2 separate regions of the Mus musculus genome follow, and region 1 is linked to region 2. The links are chromatin loops, found by intact Hi-C in ENCODE. Cell type or tissue: left cerebral cortex. All regions are shown on one strand. Links, peaks and the distances in the headings refer to the core of each region. The heading gives the core; the rest is flanking DNA.

What was found. Peaks named below come from ENCODE experiments on the same cell type or tissue, not always from the same donor. Only the 100,000 strongest peaks of a DNase experiment are listed, where the experiment ranks them.
Region 1: a loop joins it to region 2, with 8 times the contacts of the local background. A loop is called at or near these places in 1 of 42 quality-filtered maps.

The regions. Positions count from the first base shown.
Region 1 is chr11:49,814,385-49,825,051 of GRCm38, reverse strand. It overlaps Gfpt2 (glutamine fructose-6-phosphate transaminase 2), which reads right to left. Exons shown (of 19, transcript NM_013529.3): 7 at 9,711-9,772; 8 at 6,393-6,472; 9 at 5,798-5,915; 10 at 1,677-1,840; 11 at 1,223-1,318; 12 at 1,014-1,111; 13 at 600-720. Gm36507 (a long non-coding RNA gene) reads left to right here. Exons shown (of 4, transcript XR_003949545.1): 3 at 1-1,341. Among named protein-coding and RNA genes, the nearest start is that of Gfpt2, 26 kb to the right of the region's middle. In left cerebral cortex, for the core only: a CTCF peak has its summit at 5,869; DNase peaks (open chromatin) are centred at 4,676, 5,196 and 6,039; H3K27ac peaks cover 2,100 bases.
Region 2 is chr11:49,648,925-49,659,591 of GRCm38, reverse strand. It overlaps Flt4 (FMS-like tyrosine kinase 4), which reads right to left. Exons shown (of 30, transcript NM_008029.3): 30 at 6,853-8,707. The coding sequence ends at 8,509. Among named protein-coding and RNA genes, the nearest start is that of Scgb3a1, 9.3 kb to the left of the region's middle. In left cerebral cortex, for the core only: a CTCF peak has its summit at 6,644 (motif pointing left); DNase peaks (open chromatin) are centred at 6,653, 7,978 and 8,169; H3K27ac peaks cover 1,075 bases.

The DNA of each region.
Region 1 (10,667 bases), core at 3,658-8,657, 170 kb before region 2:
GGGCTTGGACACAGCCCACCACCAGCTGACTATAAAGATAGGACTCTCAACCCAGCAGTAGAATTGATATTTTTTTTTTCTCCTCTAAATTAAGTACAGAAAACATTTAGGAGCATGTAGGCAAGTGTTCTTGGAAGTGCTAAGAGGCTTAGAATGGCAGGGGAAGCCAAAGGGCAGAGACTCTTAGACCAGGCCAGCTTCTCCTAAGGCACGGAGGAAACTCCCTGTGTGCAGCATTAGCCATGCTGGGGAAGGGCTAGGTAGCTCCTTTAAGTCTTCCATGCTTCTGTGAGTATCCTCAGGAACCTCATGAGCTCAAAAGCTAGCCTTGGGTGGAATCTTTTCTTTGGTCTGTCACTGGTACCTATGTGGGGTGAAAACATGTTTGGTCACACTTCCCCAGAGAAAGTCACACAACATCAAATAGTGTTGCCAGTAACCAACGCTTTGGGGGTTTAAATGACCCAGTGCATGGGAACATGTGTGTCACATAGCCGATGCACAGAGGATTCACTGGAAGAAGAGAGAGGGTGGTGTACGGAGAAGAGGGTTTGGAGATGAGCCAATGAAAATCCAGCCATGCTGCCCATCTCCCTTACCTGATTGGCTTATGAAAAAGCAAACGTCATCCCTGAACACAGGTGTGTTCCTGTCCAGAAAGTCACTGGCAAGTTCAACCATCACAGGCAGCTCGGTCAGTTCCTCTAAGACTTGCCGTGTCTGAAGCCAAATAGAATGGAGACTGAAGTCAGTGATAGGCCTGGTAGGGACACAGGACACCTAGGCGTCTAAGGGTAGTTTGTAACACAGTGCCTGGCTGTCCCAGTAGTGTGGGAACTTCAGCAGGCCATCCTGTTAGAAGAAAGGGCTCAGTATACTTCTCAAGCTGGTTCATGGGGAGGAGAACAAGGTGCTGTTCAAGTTCAAGGGCACGACAGCATCACGACCAGCATTTTCGTCTTGACTGCTGGTAATTTCCCAGGACTACCCAAGGTCTGGTATACTGCACTTACAGCCACAGCGGCATGGTAGCTGGTTCCACAGCCAATCACAATGAGCCTTCGGCATCGTCGGATCTCTTTCAAATGGTCCTTCAAGCCACCCAGGAGCACTGCAAGACACGAGGCAGGGAATTAATGTGAATACATATGACACAATACATTTGACTGCATTCAGTGGAGGAGGGCACAGACAAGGACTTCTTACTGGGTATGGTGATTACCTGTGTTGGTCTCAAAATTCACCCGACCTCTCATGGTATTAAAAACTGATTCTGGCTGCTCGAAGATCTCCTTCTGCATAAATGCGCTGAAGTTACCTGGTCAGAGAAACATCAACAAGGTAAGCGCCTTTCATTTAGATACATTTTCAGAGCTTTCCTGAAGCAGGAAATGCCTGGTGAAACTTTGTAACTTTTTGCCAAGATGTTGCCATGCCATAGTTATAATAGTATCCATAAAGCCCCCCACCCCAAAGGTTTTAAAGAGTGTCTGTAGGTGTCTTCTTGTCTGGTGTTATGGGAACAAGTCAGATGAAAGTGGGTCAGACACAGTGACAATCTCCAATTTACACATCAGACCCTGCAAGTTTTGGGAGTCAGGAACCCTTCCATCTCTGGCCCCCGAGATATTCTATTCTCCAAGGCAACTATACAGGGACTCTTGGAGGACACCTGCCTTTCATTATTTGCTGCAGTTCCATCTGCAAGGTCTGGATGGCTCGGGAGGGGTCATCAGTAGCTGAGCGCTTGACTCGGTGAATGGAGAGTTTCCCATCAGCCACTGCAGCGATATCATCATCTTCTAAGAAGATGACCCGGTTGGTGTGTTCTATGATGGCACTGGAAGGAGGAAGAAGAAGGAAAAAAAATCGAAGATCACGTTCCACTCTTGCTTTAAACATTTTAAGATTGATATTTATTCATGTGCTCATGTGTGTGGGGGGGAGGAGGAGTGTGAAGGTCAAAGGGTAATTTACAGGAGTCAGCTCTCTCCTTTAATCGTGTGGGTCTGAGGATCATCTTGGCTACAAGGGCCTGTACCCACTGAGCCATCTCACCCACTCAACACTTGGCTTTTAAAACTATAGGGTTTATAAAGACAAGCTTCTGTTTATATAATAGAATCTAAGTAATACAGAACACATGATAGAACAATCACCTTATAAACTCCTAATTATGACTAGCTCTAATCAAGGATCATAAATGGCTGTTGCACCCAAGAGGTGAAAGCTGAGAGAATCTTCAGTCGATGAGTAGGGATGGTAGGACTTAAACCTCTAAACACAAAAGGAGAAATGGTGGAATGGTGTGCACTTTCTGATAGAAGGACCCGCCACCTATGTAGTCTAACCAAATATCAAACCTGGGTAAACTCTAGCTTCTAGTTACTTGTTGTCCCAGAGGGATTTAACTCTCAATTTGGCACAGCCTAGAGTCACCTGCGAAGGGAGGGAGACCTCACTGAGGGATTGCCCACATCAGATTGGCTGTGGGTGTGTCTATGAATGTTAGTAGATAGAGGAGGCTCACCCCACTGTGAGCAGCACCAAACCCTGGGCAGGTAGTCCTGGGACTGCTAAGCTAGCTAATCATGAGTTGGCAAGTGAGCCACCAAGCAGTATTTCTTCATGGTTTATGCTTGAAGCTCCTGCTTTGACTTCCTGCCCTAACTTTCTTCATTGATAGGTGGTGACCTAGAAGTACAAAATGAAATAAACTTTTTCCTTCCCTAAGTTGCTTTTAGTCAAGGTATTTGTCACAGCCCCCAAATGAAACTAGAACACTTACCAGTGCTAGTGTACATTATGTTAAATAAACAACACCTAGGAAGCTGGGAAATGCAAGCAAAATCCAAAATAGTGCAAAACTTATCAGACATAACCCAGCCCTCCCCCTCTCCTCCCCTCTTCTCCCTCTCTCTCTCTCTCTCTCTCTCTCTCACACACACACACACACATACACACACACACACACACACACAAACACACACACACACACACACACAAACACACAGACACAGACACACACACACCTTTGGAGAAAAACACAGACTTAAAGAGATACTTCAGTTCTATGGCTCTGAGAAGACAGGAGTCTGGTCAGATCCTAGAGGGAAATTTTTTTTATGTGTTTAAATGCAATCATGATCTTACCCTACAAAAACAAATAGTAATCTATTAACAGCCATTAGGACCCTTAGTTCAGGATTCAGCTCACCTTTATCTTGTATTAGTCCTAGGCCCCAAGAATACTTAAATAACCTCTCTGAACTCTGCCCCGGGTTCCTACTCTGTAAAACAGGAGCTGGCCACTGTACCTTTACCCAGGCTGGAGCAGGGCACTGGGTCTATAATAGAACTTGCTGCTCTTGCCCCAAGAGATCTACATTTGTCTTCAGGTCTTTGGAGGGTTTTTGTTTTCTGTGTATATCAGTATACCCAAAATTCATGTGGTGACATTATTTGCAGGTGGGGTTGATCAGATGACGGGACCATTCATGAATTCAGAGGTTATCACGGAACAGGCATTGCTATAAAAATGAAATGTCTTGTGACACCTTCACCAGATGCCAGTGGTATGCCCTTGGGCTTCCCCATCTCCAGAACCATAAGCTAAACGAGAGAGAGAGAGAGAGAGAGAGAGAGAGAGAGAGAGAGAGAGAGAGAATGGAAACCAGAGGACAGCCTTGGGTAACCACAGTTCAGGTGCCACCTACCTTTTGTATATGTGTGTAAGTTGTATGTGCATTTGTGTGTTCAAGTGCACATTCCTGAGCACATATAAAGTCTGGGTGTCCTGCTCTATCGGTCTGAACCTTATCCCCTTGAGAGTGGGCTCTCACAGAACCCGGAGCTAGGCTGGTAGCCAGCAAGCCCCAAGGATCCTCCTGCCCCCACCCTCCCACTGCTGGGGTTACAGGTACCCAAACAGCCACACCTGGCTTTATTTACATTGAGTACAGGTTCTTCCAGGAAAGGGCTGGCTCACTCTCCCTGAGCCCCCACCTTGGCTTTTTTGCTTTGTTGTTGGTTTTAGTTTGGTTTGTTTTTGAGACAGGGTCTCAAATTGATGTGAGAGTCTGCAAGTAAGCCAGTTTGGTTAGGTAGTGAGCCTAGGGGATGTGTCTGTCTCAGTCTCTCCAGCACTAGGAGCATGCCACCAAGGTCACCTTTCTTATGGGAGTTCTAGGAGGTCAAACTCTGGTCCTTACACTTGCAAAGCAAACACTTCAGCAATTGAACCATCAGCCCAGCCTTAGAACCATTATTTTAAGTTCCAAAAAAAAATCTATAAAAACAGAAGGATTTCAACCACAGCATTATATACATAGATTAATTGGGGGAGAATCAAGATTTTGTTTTGTCGTTCTGTTTTTAGAGACAGGTTAGCCTGACTGTCCTGGAACTTGCTCTGCAGACTAGGCTGGCCTTGAACTCATAGAACTGCCTGCCTGTGCTGGAACTCCTCTCCGCCTCTTCCTCTTCTTCCTTCTCCCCTTTCTCCTCCTTCTCTTCTTCTTGGATTTATCTATTTTATGTATGTGAGCATACTGCCACTCTCTTTGGATATGCCAGAAGAGGGCATTTACTCTTGGATCCCATCACAGATGGTCGTGAGCCACCATGTGGTTGCTGAGAATTGAACTCAAGAGCTCTGAAAGAGCAGTCAATACTCTTAACCACTGAGCCATCTCTCACCTCCCTTAAAAACAATTCTTTACTGCTAATTTGAAATCAAATTCTAAAGCTGGCATGGTAATTCATATCTGTTATCATTTGAGGGGGTGAGGCAGGAGGATTGCCATGAGTTTGAGACCAGTTTGAGCTACAGAATGAGGAGACTGTCTCAAAATGAAATCACTTTATTCCATTTTTTTTCAGCAATGTTAAGTTTTTCTACCAAAGAATATGGAATCTCTCTTCAAATCTATTCTTGCATCTTGTTATAATCATGTATAGTTTTCTGATTTGGGTTTATTTGTACTGAATTTATTCTGAGAGATTTTTCTTAAAATGTGGTTGCCGACACTGTAGTGAATAGTCTTGTTTTTTGTCTTGTTCACCAAATGTTAGCTAAGGCTCTGCAGTGCTTAGTCATTTGAGAAGCTTCTAGAAGGAATAAGGTAGGCGGGGTCCCTGCCTCAGCAGCTGACGGTGGGTCGGGTCAATGACTGCTGCATGGGCAAAAGATTCCCATGTCTTTATTCTCCGGAAAGCTGCCAGCACTAGTTCTCACAGCGTGTCAGCTGGCTTTCAAAGTGTATAATTATATGGCCTTCGAACACCATTCCATCTTCCTTCAGGCTCTCATGCCTTTTCTAATTTCAGAAACATCTTTCATGTGTCACTAGCTAAGAGCTCAGTGGTTTCCAGCATTTCTTTGAAATAAAAACTTCAGCAAGTTCTAATGCCCAGACACCACTCACAGGTTATCAAATCTGTTTCCAACAATAGTGTTCTAGTTTTCGCTCACTCCCCCTTCTCTGTTCCCCTCTCTTCCCCTACCTGAATTATTCTCTTCCTATGCCTGCAGGTCTCTAAAATGTATGTACTTAGGCGGGTGAGATGGCTTGGTGGTGCTTGCCACCAAGCCTGACAACCTAAGTTTAGTCAGTCCCTAGGCCCCACGCAGTAGAAGAAGAGAAGCAATGTCTGCAAATTGTCCTGTGTTCTACATTCATGCTCTAAGTGTGCGCACGCGCACACACGCACACACACACACACACACACACACACACACACAGGGTTCAGACAGTTATTCTTTAATTCCAGGAAAACAATGGAAATGTTTAGCTACCTTGCATCAGAAGCAAAGAAGAATTCCACAGCTTTATCGCCCACAGCGTGCAGGCAGGTGGAGCTGTCCAGTCTCTTCATCCTAGTCTTGCAGATATTCTTCACATTCTCGATATTGCCTAGTAAACAAAAGAACGGGTAGGCTGCCCTATTTGCATAACACGTGGCAAGGAACCCGCTTTCTTCTTCTGAATATTGTGTGGGAGCAATCTGCAATTTTTAGCTACGGCTGTGCCAGCCAAATCACGCAAAAGCTTCCCAAATAGCTCAGCTGAGCTGAGAGAGCATTTAAATGTCTACAGTGGGCAAGCAATGCAAATGAAAACAAACCAAAGGAACTCAAATCAGGGCATGGATGCCATGCTCGCCAGCTGCTCTCTATTTCTGTGCAGGTCTCAGAATATTCACGATGAGAGGCTTTTTAAAAAGATGGAGCTAAGTCTCTATGGCATGGACATTGAAACCTGGAGCCACGAGGCAGCTGGGTTCAAGATAAGAGTGTTGTGGGTGGTGGTGGTATGTCTGCCTCCAAGCAGAGTCTGCTGCAAGGGGACAGCTACCCTGTAGCCGACTGGTGATGTCCTCAGGAAACTCACATGTCGGATATAAGACGGGGATCTGCTCTGTGGAGAGTTTGTATTTGCTTCGTACCCCGATGAGCAAGGGGCTGCCTCTCCTGTAAGAAGAAGAAGATATCAAGAGATCCCTCACCTTTGAGACCCCAGGCCAGATGTACCCTCCAAATCCAGTCTTTTCCCTAAAGCAGGGAAAGTTTAGGTCACACAGAAGGGACACCTTGACCTTGAGACCACATCCTCTGGTTTTGGAGCAGGGACCAATAGGCTGGCATGCAGATGTCAGCTCACTTACCTGTTGCCATCCAACTATCTAACTGATTAGCCTGGTAGCATGCTTTTCCCCACTATTATAAGACTCTGGGCTCCTGGTTCTCTAAATCCCCACAAGCAGCGAACCCACATGGGTAGGTCTCAGAGGCTGGGTATTTACCATCAGGGGAAGCACTCTAGGTTTCAATACCATAGCTTTCACCTACTGTGTGTCAACTCCCACATCAGGAGTGTTTGCTACCCTAAATTTGCCTGAGGAACCCTGTCTTGTGCCTCCTTTTGCAGAGCTCAGCTTTTGCTTCCATGAAACAGACTAGCTGAGTTTTGTGTATGCAGTTGACATTTACAGATTCAACCAGCAATTGAAAATGCAGATAGAAAACACTCCTAAGAGCCAAGGTTGGTGGCACAGGCCTATAACCCTCAGGCCTATAACCTGGGGAGGCTGAGAAAGAAGGATTGCATGTTCCTATTTGGGCTACAGAATAAGTTCAGGGTCAGCCTGAACAACTCAGCAAGATCATGTCTCAACAAAAATAGGTAAAGCAAAATAAAACAGGGCTTAGGATCTAGCTCAGTTACACAGTGTTTGCCTTGTGTGTGCAAGATGTGAGGTTCAATGCCTAGTAATAACACATACACACACATGCACACATATGCACCACACACCCACACACATGTAAGAAATTGCATTTGTACTCAATTTGTACAGAGTTCTGCCTGTCATTCCCTAAGGAATACATATGACAACTATTTACAAGATATTTCCATTGTATTAGGTATCAAAAGCAATCTAGATATGATGGAATATATAAGTCATGCTCAAATACCACTCTATGCTATTTTACACAAGAAACTCAAGTGTCCAAGGATCTCAGTATCTTGGACAGGGTCTAGTTTGAGAACTCCAGAGATACCAAGGAAAGAATACACTCTATTTTGTGGGCTACAAAAGGCAGGGTCTAACTTTGGACTGAGTGGTACTCCACTAAGGGAAACTTAGAATCTTTGACCTGTACAAAAGTGGGTTTCGTCATGAAGGGAACAGTGATTTTACGAAGAACTGTCTTCAGGGGATGACAGTAGTGACAAAAGCCTCCTTCCTTTGTGCTCCTCTTTCACCAGCACTGGGCTCTGAGTACCTTGGGATAGAATCTTCAGCAAAGCACTTCCCTGGTTACTATTGCTTTTGGTAATCATATTGGAGGTATTATGTCATGGCTTTAATGACATCTTACTTTCAAAATGCAATTTTTTTGTTTGCTTTATCTTATAGATTATATAGCACTTACATCAAACAACAAGCAGATCACTTTTATTATCCACACTATTTAGATCTCTGTATCTTAGAAGCCAGGCATGCAACATTCCAGGACAGTAGTTTCTCACTGCCCTCTGTCCATGCACGGTACGGTCTTACCACCTCCAAATGAGAGCTAGGGAGATGGCTCAACTGTCCAAGTGCTTTGAAGACCTGAGACTGGACTCCCCAAAACCAATCTTAAAAGCTATACACAACAGGTAGTGCGTATGTCTGTGACCCCAGCAGGGGTGTGTGGGTGGGGGAGAAAAGGCAGGAAGACCAGAAGACAAGACAGGTGGCTCCTCGGAATTCATTGGCCAACCAGCCTACAGCCTAGCTGAATGGGGGAGCTCCAGATTCAATGACAACTTGTCTCAAAAATGAAGGTGATGGGGCTGGGATGATGGCTCTGTGGTTGACAGCACTTACTGATCATGCATAGGACCTGAGTTTAGTTCCCAGAACCCCTATGACTAACCATAACTCCAGTTCTAGGAGATCTAATTCCCTCTTCTGACCTCTGTGAATAGCAGGCACACACATGGTACACATACATACGTGCAAGCAAAACACTCACACACATAAGAGAAGACAACTGCACACATGCACCCTCACACATACACTGGCACAAATACACACACCACAGACAAGCAAGCACACACACACACACACACACACACACACACACACACACACACACACAGAGCCTCCAGTGTAAGCCTATAGTGAAGCCAACACACACAAGGTCTTCATATACATTCACACTTATGACAATTTAAGAGACTAACAGCAAAATTAAAAAAAATTATAACAGCACATCACAACAAAAAGTTAGCTTAAACTTATGAATTGTCAGTTTCTGGAATTTTCCACTGACCTTGTTTGACCACTGATAACAGAATCCGTAGACATCACACTTTACACTGCCTGGAGCTAGAGACAGGGCTTCTGTAGCTCACACTAAGGTGCTGTTCTCCTCCAAGATGTCTAACTAACTATCGAGAAGAAAATGCTGAACACATTTTATGAAGACCACTCGGGCTGTACGTACACCCCTCTTCTCATTCTCGAGATGAGGGACAAAGTTCAGAAGGACTAAGAAAAAGGTGCTTTGGAAGTGCTTTGACTATTTTTTATAATATTTTGTTTTGTCTAAAACTAATCGGAGACCTTGTCCTGGGTCCAGTGAGGAGGAGGTAGCTCAAATTGTCTCCCCACCCCCACTAGTGACAGTTTAAGCATTATAATTGAGTTTAAAGCTAACTGGGTTTCTGAGTAAGTGGCTCCCAGATCTTAGTGTTCAGACCACGTCTCCTTTAAGACACAGAAACCTCCTGAGATGTCCCAAGGGTTGGCCTGGGTGCTCCAACCATCCGTTACTGCCAATTTAGAATAATCAAACTTTATTGCTTCCTCACGGCGCATTCATTTTAAACAGAAATATCACCTTATGAGATTTTGAAGGGAGCTTCGAGATTTGATAGAGACCAACTGGTATTTTATAATTCTATTCTATGATTTTATGAAATTATATTTCAAATGTCAAATTAGACCTGGTCCTGGGGATGGAGGGATAATGATTAATTCATCTGACTTTCTGGGTAGATAATAGTGACAGTTGTCAAGGGACAGTCTCACTCACTCAGCCTAGGTCTCTTGGGGCCACGTATATATTCCAAATGGTTTCTTTGTGCCTTTAGCATAAAATCAGCAGCCACAGAGCACCAAGGCCCCTCAGAGCTGGGCTTCCATCAGAGCCTTACCTCGTGGCGACAGCTTCTCCCGGGTAGTGAATACTCTTGAAAACCAGTGCAAAGGCGCCTTCCTGAAAACACAGCAACAAAGGTCTTAAAGGACTGTGCCTTACCCTGACTAGCCAAGCCACTGCAGACCACTGGCCCAGGCAGGTCATTCCAGCCTCTCTTTATGGCAGGTATGGATTGCAGGGGCAGCTTATGGAAGATGATTGTGGTCAGAGGGGAAGCCAGACAGATGGCATCGTGCTTAAGTGCCAAGGTCTAGCCCTTATGAATTTCACTGTGAACATCATAAGCCACAGTGGCTTGTCCAGGCTCCCCAGGAACTCCTGTTAGAGATGCCCCAGGTTGGAGTGGTACAGCTGGAACCACAGAGAGTGAGAACCAGGGTGGAGACACCCTGCACTGAGCCTCTAAAAGGGACCTGTGCAGGGATCAGCTGAGCAGTCAAAGGGGTTAATCAGCAGAGCTCAAACTGGGATCCAGTTCTGGATCTATCCCTTCCTTTAGTTGGGCAATCATTTCAATGACCTTCAAGCCTCGTTTTCCTTATCTGTGATCGAGGGGACAGCAATTCTATCTGTATGACTTTGAGGTTCAATTCTAAAGCATTGTAAGTGCTTAGAATGGTGCCCGGACTTTAGATCACTCAGGAGAACTAGATAATTCAACGGTTAATCCTCTTCTCATATTGTTAATTCTTTTATCAGTTCTATGGCTGTGACTGCTACTTGCCCCCTGTGCCTCACTTTGCTATTTGTGCAAAGTTAGAGCTAGACTGTAGCTTTCCTCATTCAGGACTGCAAAAAAATTCCTTTTCTGAGATATGCATGTGTATTTGCCTACATGACTTTATGTGTACTATGTGTGTGCAGTGTCCATAGAGGCCTTAAGAGGGCGGAGGCCTTAAGAGGGCGACAGAGTTTTTTGGAACTGCAGTGACAGGCAATTGTGAGCCTCAAC
Region 2 (10,667 bases), core at 3,620-8,619:
TGCTGGCTGAGAACCAGAGACAGCCAAGTTCAGGCAAAATCACGAAAGACAAAGGTGGAGACCTGCCGTTCACAGGGTCCCAGGGGCTAGTGAACTCTCCTGCTGTCTGTCCAATGGCCTCCCTGTACACCCTTCCTGGGATTCTTTGTCTTTAAAACAACCTGCTAGCAGGATGTGGGGTTGCATGCCTGGGCTTCATTACAATACCCTGTGTAAAACAAAACAACAGAACAAAGCAAAACAAAGCCAGCCTTCCTGGGCTGAACCGTAGAGCACACCAGTGGAGTACTTGTCTCACAAAAGGAAGGCCCTGGATTTGATCACCAATGATGAAAAATGGCAAAAACAAAACACAATTTCCCAGCAACAACCACCCCCCCCCTTCTACTTCCTGATTGAATAGTTTGAGCGACCGTTTCCTGGCTTCCCATGAGCCTGCGGTGTGACCACAGGCCTTCACACAATTGCCAAAATACATCCTTACAGCAATGCAAGCCATCACAGCTCACCACACTTTTCCAGCTGTGTGAGGGTCACTCAAGTCGTGACTTATGCCCATCAGGCCCAATCCTTCACCGCACACTCTTCTTGTGACCGTCGTTGGTGCCAGTCAATGGGGAGAGTTGGGATCTGCCTGCATTGAGGGACAGACAGTGCCTCAGAGCTAGCGTCTGGAGGCTGCTGTCAACACCTCCCTGGTAGCTCAAGACAGTACACAGTTACTTGTTCTCTCTTCTGGAGGCAGGAAGTCCAGTGTCACTGAGTTGAAACCCAAGCGTTGGTGCACTCCCTCAGGAGCCCGTGGGAAGGTTCATTCCTGGCTTCTAGCTTCTGGCATTCCTTGGCTCTGGATTCATCCTTCTAATGCCTGTCTCTGCCCTCAGATTTGTGTGTGTGTGTGTGTGTGTGTGTGTGTGTGTGTGTGCGTGCATGCATGTATTCTCTTTGTCTATTATATGACCACATGTGATTGCATTTAGGGCTGAAGGGCTGACCCAGATAAGCCAGGAGAAGTGCCTTGCCTCAAAATAATGAACTTAATTATACTGTCAACTTTCCATAGAAAGTGACATTCAAAACACTTGACAATTAGTTTTACCACGTATCTTATCCTTCAATATCTGTGTTGTTTTGTCTCAGCCAGTGGAGTGTCTCCAGCGGGTGTCAAAGCCTACCTGGCATGTGGGAGGGAGGGGGATGGACACGGGTGATCAGTATCCACTCTGGACTTTCCCACCCAGTTCCTGCATGCCTGTTCCCTGGGGGCCCAGGACTGGCTATGATACTGAGGAAGTGCTTGGCACTTCTTCAGATAAGAGGGTCAGCTTGTCCCAGGACATGTTTGCAGGACATCCTATGGGCCAAAACAAACATTCACGCCTTGCCTATCCTCTGGGAATGCAGGAAGTGCTGGATGTAAACAGAGACTTTGAAGGCTCTGAGCATGGGCCAAACATCAACTTTGGAACCTTGGAAGGACCATGAGGACCTCAAAGCTGGTTGCCCGGCCAGTGGGATCCCTTAGCAGATGGAGCCATGAAGGGAGCTCCTTAGGCCTTCATCATGGTTCCTGGTTTCAAGAAGCGCCGGGGGAGATTGTGCAGGCATGATGCTTTGTGCTGGGCCCCACAGCAGGTTGTTGCCAACAACAGAGGCCTGCACTATCAACAGGCCCTCTGTTTGAAAGACTGGGAGGCCCGATCATGCTTTCCCCATGCTGAGATTTCTGTCCCAGGGCCCAACTTAACTCTCAGCTTGGCTCCAGAGTCTCCTTGGTCCATGCTTGGTGTCCTTCATGTGTATATACCTGGGCCCAAAATGTGGCTGTCGTGAGCAGGTAGAGATGCAGCTTAGGTATGTAGGCTTTTACAGCCAGAAGAGCAGCTCCCCGGGCCCCTGGGTTGGGGAGGGACCCAGATGGTCTCTTCTTAGTTTTTCTCCTTTCATATTTGTCAGTCAGCACATCCATCGCGAAGACTTGCCACGTTGGATCTCTCTCTCTCTCTCTCTCTCTCTCTCTCTCTCTCTCTCTCTCTCTCTCATACCCAGGCTATGTTCATTATTAATCAAACTAGGAACCCCAATTCCATCTCTCAGTGACAGTATGCTTGCCCTGCCGGAGCATGTAGACCTTCCGACTCGGCAGCTCAATTGTCATACATTGTGGGAGTTGTGTGGGGGGTTCCATGATGACCGTTTCAGTATCACCGTGGCTCATTGCCGTGTCGCCTTGCTGTGGGCTAGTTAGGTTAGCGCCTGCTTTGTGATTATTTTGTGCTGTAGGATGGGTCTTGTATATATCACTCCCAGCTCTGTATACAGCACGTGAGGGCTGAAGCTTACAAATGGGCTGTGTTGAGTTTCTTTTCATTCTCTCTCCATTCTTTTCCCACCAGGAGGTAGAGATGGATGGGCAGCCTCTGGGGTAAGTTAGTACCCAGCTTCTTCCCAAGATCCTGGCCCCTTGTTCTTCCTTTAAAAACACTTTTTATTATTTTTTTTTTTTTGCTGACTTTTCTTTTTGTGAATTTCACATCATGCACCCCAGTCCCACTCATCTCCCCCTTCTTTCATATCTGCCCTCCAATCTTGCAAGCTCCCCCCACAAAAGAAAACAAAAATTAAAAATAAAAAAAATAAGAAAAAAAAATCTTGCTGTGGAAGTCACAATTTGTCATGGTATGTCACACAGTATATCCTTTCTTCCAAACAGCTTTATTTGCAAATGCTCATTCGTCTGGTTTGAGGCCTCTGGCTTCTGCTACACCTTCAATACTGGATTCTCACCGGGACTTCTCTTGGATAGCCTGTTGTTGCCCTGTGTCATGGAGATCTTGAAGTTTTGGTCTGCAGGACCAGGCCCTTCTTGTACTCCAGCAGTTCATAGATGGAGTGGGCCAACTCGAAGGCCTGAATCTGAGCCTGGTTGGTAGCTGAGTTGGTCAGCACACCTGCTGTGCTGGGACTATGCACCAGGGCCAGCTCCCCTGTGCCCATGCCATCAAGACCAGCTCTACTGAGCTGTCTGGGTCCTTCCTACGGGTCCCATGGAGACTTCTGCTCTCAGATCATCTTTCTTCCCACCAATATGGCTTCCTTCCTAGGGATGTCCTGTGCCATGCTGATTGCATGGCCAAGGGGTGTGTCCTTCTATCTCTTTCTTGCCTAAGTAGTCACCTCAAGGTCAGGTAGGAACATCCAGGCTCAACTGACAGCTAAGATGAGGCCATAGCAGCAGGGCCCTGGACTTTGTTTAACAAGTGTAAGTGGCTTGGGGAAGAAGCCAGGATCCATCTGTAAATCTGGGGCCACTAACAGGGCCAGAGAAGAGAGGGCTGCAGAGCTCTTCCGGAATCTCTGGCTCACCCACCAGGTACACAGATGTGCTGTGCTCTCCTCAGTGGCCTCCTTCCTCCTTCCTCATAGCTCAGCCATCTGGGCCCTGGGGTTCCCAGCAGAGTCTCCAATGTGTCTTGTTAGCACTTATGTGAAGGCCTTCACTTTGGTCAATATTGATCTGGTTCTCTCAAGCACTTCATTTTTCCTCTCTCCCAAGGCGTCCTACAAAGGTCCCTACAGCGGAGACGGTGGCACAATATGGTCAGCATGATTCTTGCTGGGGGCGGGGGAAGGGGGTTCGGGGCATTGCTGAAGGAGGCAGAATGTTGACCCTGTGGTAAGCAGTGACTGAAGCCCATGGAAGGTTCTTCCTTCAGTCAGAGCTCTATCCAAGCTCAATTGGGGTCAACAGGACCTTGCCTTTTCCAGCTATCTCTCTGGTCCTGTTTTTCACATTTGTCCTTTGTCTCATGGCCAGTATCCTTATAGGGCAGGAAGGTCCCCCATCAACCAGTGCCCTTGGCTGCCTCCAGACAATAGGACCCAGGGTTAGCTAAGCTGGTGAGTTAGATAACTGCAGAGATCCTACCCCAAACTCCAACCCAGGGTGTTGGTCACATCAAAGATAGAGTCATTACTGTCCTAAAGTGAGACCCATGCAATGGCTTAAAATGTAATAGCTCAGTAGCAGCCCTCTGGCTACTCTCATCCCTTACAGGACACAGAAGGAGTAGAATGCATGAGTGAGTTCCAGCCCCCTGGAAGATGCTAGATCCTTTTAGGACAGGAGGTGCCCAGGTGTCCTACTGCACATGAGAGGCTTGTAGAAGGTTCCCAACACTGCCTCAGTAGCCAGACAGGATATCAAGAGCCACATGTACCTAAACCCCTGACCCCTTGTTTGCAAAGGATTGGCCAAGGATTTCAAGGATGCTATCCCGAGACACATTCTAAAATATCAATATTCTCCCTCTGCAGTCTCTCCGAGATTTCCCCTGCCCCAGTTTAACCCTCCATTCCTATATCGTTCTGACTCCTGTCTGGCTGTGGCAAACTGGTCCAGCTCTAACTGAAAAGCAGAGGATCTTGCATCCCCCTGCACCCGTGTCTCTGATGGATTCAGTCCAGGACAGGGAAGCAAGACACCACCTCTGCATTGGTGACAGCAATCACCTAACTTTAGATTTCCCTCAGTCAGAGACATTGACAGACAGATCCCTTAGCTGCAGGAGCCTCCTGGTTTTGTGTAACAGGAGGACCACAGGTCCTGCTGATGTCTGTTTCAACCCCAAGCTTCAAAGTCAGCCCCCCACCCCGCTCCCTGCAAGGCCCTCTGTTACTCTCAATGGCTGGCAACCCCCAGAGGTCTCTCTGTGATTGCTTGAAGGGTTGTTATGGGGAGAGAGGACCCCCTTACTCTGATGGGTAGGATAGGAGGGTGGTGACTCAGTGAGGCTTTGTGTAACAAATGACCACAGGGTTGGCTTAAACGCTACATTCATCCACTACTTGCGATTCTGCAGGCTGAAAAGTCCAAGGTCAAGAAGCAGGGACGGTTTTGTGTCTGATGAGGGCTCACGGTCTGATTTGTGGGCATGTTTTCATACGGTGGGAAGAGGGTGAAGGAACTCCTTCTCAGTCTGGGCGATCTAACTTTCTCTCCCTTGGTGTGGTAGGCTCTTACATTTGGATGCTGAGTCTGCAGCCAGTGGAACTGTTTGGGAAGGACTAGGAGATGTGGCTTTGTTGGAGGTGTGTCCCTGGGGGCAGGCTTTAAGGTTTCAAAGGCCCATACAATGTCTGGTTATTCCTCACCCCCTAGCCTCTCTGTCTCTTATTTGTGGATCAGATGTAAGCTCTAAGCTGCTGCTTCACAGCCTTGCCTGCCTGCTGCCATCCTCCTCACTATGATGGGCACGAACTCTAACTCTGCAGAACTGTGAGCCACAAAGTAAATGCTTCTTTTATAAGTGGCCTTTGTCATTGTGACTTCCCACAGTGAAAGGAACTAAGGCACTTGGTTCTTCAAATAAGGGGAAAACCCCATTCTTGAGGGCACCACTCCTTCTGGCCTGATTCCTTCCCAAAGGCTCTGCCCTCACACCATCCCCTTGTGATAAGGGTCTTGAGGGGTCACAATGGTTGAGCCCATTGCAGGTATCTAAGAGTTGAATGCGTATGTGATGGATAATTTAATCAACTTGACTGGACTGAAAAATGCCTACAACATGACATTAGTAAGACACACCTCTGTAGGTTCTATGAAGGTTTTCCCCCAAAGGATCTAATATTGAATGTGAGTGGCATCCTCTAGCAGGCTGATGTCAAGATGTAACAAAAATGGAAAGTCAGGGAGGGGGACATGCTAGTGCCACTGTGGGCATGATTTTGTGGGGACAGGAGCCATGATATGGTTACTCCCAACACCACAGGTTTCTCCAATGCTCTCTAGGTGGCAAGTAATGGAGAGACACTGAGGGTCTGATGGTCATGGATCCATCCAGGATTGCCCAGCTTCAGGGAACCTCATCTGGCCACTGCTTTCTGCTATCTGTCTTGCGCAATTCACAGTCCAGCCTGGTCATGGCTCTTCGGTTAGTGAGAGAGGAGATCCAGGGCCGGGGGACAGGCTTCTGCCCTGGGACTGATTCTGTGGCCACTTAACACAGCATTAAGTGTCAAGATGTTTGTATTTCATGTGAATTTTTGTTCTATTCAAATTTAGATTTATTAGAGAAGCCAAGACAAGATGACACCCCCAACCACTGGCAGCTGCCTCTGCGGGGAGGGGCTCTTCCCCACCAGAATGTCGAAAACTTGAGGGACAACAGGCATCACGGGGCAGGTCCAAAATGTACAGCTGGCCCAACAAAGTGGTGACCTTCTCGCGGGCCTTTGTTGGGCTCTTTTCTGTTCTCTTGGGGCGAATGGACCATAGACTATGCTGCCTGACTGTTCGTGGGCGCTTAGGTCCACCTCCAGTCTGTCCAGCTGACAGGGCTGCTGTCTCCCAGTGGCCATCGCGGCTTTCCCTCCTGGGCCCCTGGGACAGTCTGACCTCGAGACAACCTCAGGGGTGTAACTAGCCCTGCTTCCACGATGTTATTGGAAAAGGACATAGAGAATTGGTACAGAGGACTTGCCTGGAGCTGAGCTCCCGTGTCTACCACCGCTTGTGATCGTGTGGCTTTGTTGGGAGACAAGAGGGCATCGCTTTACTTTATAAAGCAAATATTAGGAGAGCGTGTTTGGAATAAGCTGGCGCAGACAGACTCAGTAGATTAACAGGTATCCCGATGTCTCTTCCGCGCCCCCTGCTGGCAGTTTTGGGGATTGTGAGCTGAGTTAGATGGGGACTTGGGCTCTGCAGCAGATTGCCCGGAGGGTGGGGGGCGGGGGTGGGGGTGGGGGGACGGGACACGACGACCACAGCATGTTTTCTTTGAGCCCAGAAGCTTTGTGAGCTGTAAGGTTAAGGTCAGAATTCGAGACAGCTTACTTAGAATCTATTCATTATAACTCAAAGACTGGCATCAAATTTATTATTATCTTTCGTTAAATATCTTAGCTCATTTCAGAACACTGCCAAAAAGGGCAGAGCACGTTTTCTTCCCCAGTACATTTCGTATGTGTGTAGTTACAAGTCAGGAGAGGTGACACAGACAGGTGATACGTAAGGGAGGGTTTGAGAAGGGCTCTGCAGCCCCATTTGCAGCCTTCGGTCCTCTGAGAGAACAGTCTCTACTTCCTAGTGGTGAGCTTGACACTCAATCCCACAGACAGGTTAGATGTGGAGGAATAGGGGTGGGGGCTCCACAGGGACAAAGAGGACTACAGTCATACATGCGGTTCAACATATCATAGGAGAACAATGCACTTAGTGGGGAGGGTCTGCTGAGCAAGCCCCTGCTTGCTGTATGGTCGCCTGTCCTGCAAGCGTTCTTTTTGGGATGGGGCTAGGGATCATCAGGGCTAATCTTCATGAAGGTTTCTTCTGGCCATGACGGAGGTGGGGGGGGGGGGCAGCAGGAGCTGGGCTGGAGGGATCGTTCAGGACAGAGGTTTGATTTGTTTAGGTGTTAAAGTCAGGTAAAAGTATAGGGTAAGCTGAAGGCAGGGGCCCCCAAGGGGACACGGGGTGATGGCTGAGTGGCCCCCAGCCATGTGGTCCTCTGTACCAGCCCCTGAAGCTTTCCTTGACAGAATCCACAGACAATCAGATCCAGGCTCTAGAGGAAAGACCCACAGTGAGGGGGGATCAGAACAGCAGCTGGTGTCTTAGGTTCTAGACCAGGCCGGTGGAGCCTGGGAGCCTTCGAGAGAGGGGGCGGGGGAAGAGCTGTGGTGACTGGCATGTTGTGTCATGTCCGCCCTTCAGTTATTGGGGACTAGGATCTAGAACAGTTATTGATTGGGCTTCTTTTCCAGATGATCTTTTGATGAGTAAATTCTTTACAACAGCGCCCGATCTTCTGATTAAAAAAAAAAAAACCAACACACACACACACACACAAACAAAAAAACGGTTCTTCTCAACACTCAGGGGCAGAGGCGTTGCCTCATTGTGATTAGTCATTGTGTACAGACAGCTACCCACGAGCTAGATAGATGCTCAGAGGAGTCCTCCCCCTCCTCCACTCCTCCTCTGTGACTTTGAGATAGAAAATATCTTTCTTCAGCCCTCCGGGGCCAGGAGAAGGAAGCAGGAAGCAGTTGGAAGTAGAGGGACTGTGTGTGTGGAGAGGATGGTTTGGGGCCAGGACATGGTGGCTCTGGTCTAACTCTTTCTTGATTCATCGTGTGACTCTCAGACATATGTATTCCTTATGAGAACCCTGTCGCCCACCAGAGCGATGAAAATAGGTGCTGGAGAAGAATTCTCTGCCAGAGTGCTTATTCCAGGGCCAGCATCTGTGGAGGCTGAGCTACAAGGCAATCGAATGTGCGGGTGAGGGTGGCTGCCCAGGGAAGGGTACAGGAGCGGTACAGAGTTCAAGGGAGCCCTCGTTGTCTGAGTTTGACTCTTCCTGGATATGGAGGCTGTAGTGGGGGTGGGACATAAAACACCTCCAGGGCTGGAGTCAGAGGAGTTGAATTCCCAACCTGGGCCTCCAGCCCAGCTGTCAGAGCCGGTTGCAGCAACGGGCAGGAGGCCTTGCCACATGTTCCTTAGTAGCTGCTGTCTGCGAAGAAGGTGGAGCCAGCAGACGGGCAGCAGTCACCTTCTGTACATGGCTGGGAGACCTCCCCATACTCGTTGTTATAAAACACCTTGCCTCCTTGTGCCCCTTGAGTGGGCCGTCGCCGCCTCCCCTGGGGGTCAGGGTGTCCTCTGGGAATATCCATGTGCTGGCCAGGACCTTTACAGCTGCCAAGACACGGAGCATAGTGTTAATGAGTAAAGTGAGCGTGGCCCTGGGTCAGGGTCTGATTGGAATCACCAGACGCAAACAGAGCATGACGCAAGCGCAGAGGCTTTGAGACTAAGACAGATTTGACACAGCAGACCGATCTGATGTGACAGTGGCAGTTTTCCTGCCCAAAGCCTGGACCCAGGGCTGTGGAAACGCTGACTTCATCCCCTCAATCCTGCTTCCTTAGGCCAAGAGAACCTACTTGCCCCAGGGCAGATGAATCTGATGCATCTCCTGATGGGTTTTAGGAAAAGCCGAGAATAGCGCCCCCTGCTGACACTTACTTGGAGATGTAGAGTCCTTAATGAAAAGTCCTGTTTGTCTTTGAAAATTTGATACTTGCTTCCCCGCCAGGATCCTTACTTTCCCGCCACTTTCTTCTTACCTCACCACAAAACATCTAAGATGTAGCACAGCCTTTCTGCTCATTGCCCATTCGGAAGCAGCTGGCTCTCAAGACCCCTGTCTTGCCCATCTCAACAAAAGGCATCTGTGTTCTCTCTAGCTCAAGTCAATGACGTGACTGTGGTCCCTGATTGTCTTCAGCCATCATATCCAGTCCACCTCCATTCTAACTGAAAACTGTCCCCACTGACACCTGTCTCTCCCAGGCCCCTCCTCCAGGGTAAGTCTCATTGTGGACTCATAGGCAAACCTCCTGGCACGGCTCTGAGAACTTTCACGTTCTCTCTGGAAGGCTTCAAAGAGATCCTTTAGTTAGATAGGACATCAGGGCCTCCTCTTCCACTCCCTCCAAGGGTCTTCCATCACTCTCGGGATGAAAAATCTAGCTTTGGGGCTAGGGGAATGGCTCAATAGATAAAATGCTTGCTGTGCAAGGATGAGGAGCAGGTTTGGATCCCTAGCACACATGTGAAAGCAAAAGCCAGGCAGCTGTGGTGGCCAGCCTGCAATTTCAATGCGTGTGAAGGCAGAGATGGGATGCCTGGGGCCAGCTAGGTAGGTAGCTGGACTGACTGAACTGGCAAGCTTCGGATTCAGCAAGAAACACAGCCTCAGTAAGTAAAGTGGAGAGATCAAGTAAGACCCCTCATGTCAACTCTGGCTCTTGTATGCATGCACACACGTGTGAACACACACACACACACACACACACACACACACACACACACACACACACACGATACATATGCATGCACATGCACAACATATGCATTTAAAAGAAACAACAACCTAGCTTCTTACTAGAGCCTATAAGGGCTTGCAGGCTCCAGCCCTTGCCTGCTCCTGACCATCCACTCTTATCTCTTATTTTCTTTAAGGTTTTTATAAAATGGAGATTTATTGCTTTTCATAGCATATCAAGAAAATCCTGATACTGGTAACTTTGTTTTTCTTTTTCATGTTTATATATTTGTTTGTTTAGTGTGCTCATGTACATGTGTTTGTGTGTTGTGTGTGTGTGTGTGTGTGTGTGTGTGTGTGTGTGTGAGAGAGAGAGAGAGAGAGAGAGAGAGAGAGAGAGAGAGAGAGAGAGGTGGATTTTAGAGGACAACCCGAGGTTCTCTCCTTCCATGTGAGTCTTGAGGATGGAACTCAGGCCCCCAGGCCTGCCAGCAAGTGCTTTTATCTACTAAGACATCTCCTGTCCCCAGAATATTTATTTCTTAAAAACCAAATTGCCCTAATGGGAAATATCCCAGCATTTTTACTCTTCTAGGTCAATCTACTTAGGTACACTTAATTTTCTTAATTAAAAACTTCAAATGTGTGTGTGTGTGTTTTAAAAGATTTATTTATTTATTATATGTAAGTACACTGTAGCTGTCTTCAGACACTCCAGAAGAGGGTGTCAGATTTCGTTACGGATGGTTGTGAGCCAGCATGTGGTTGCTGGGATTTGAACTCCGGACCTTCGGAAGAGCAGTCGGGTACTCTTACTAACTGAGCCAT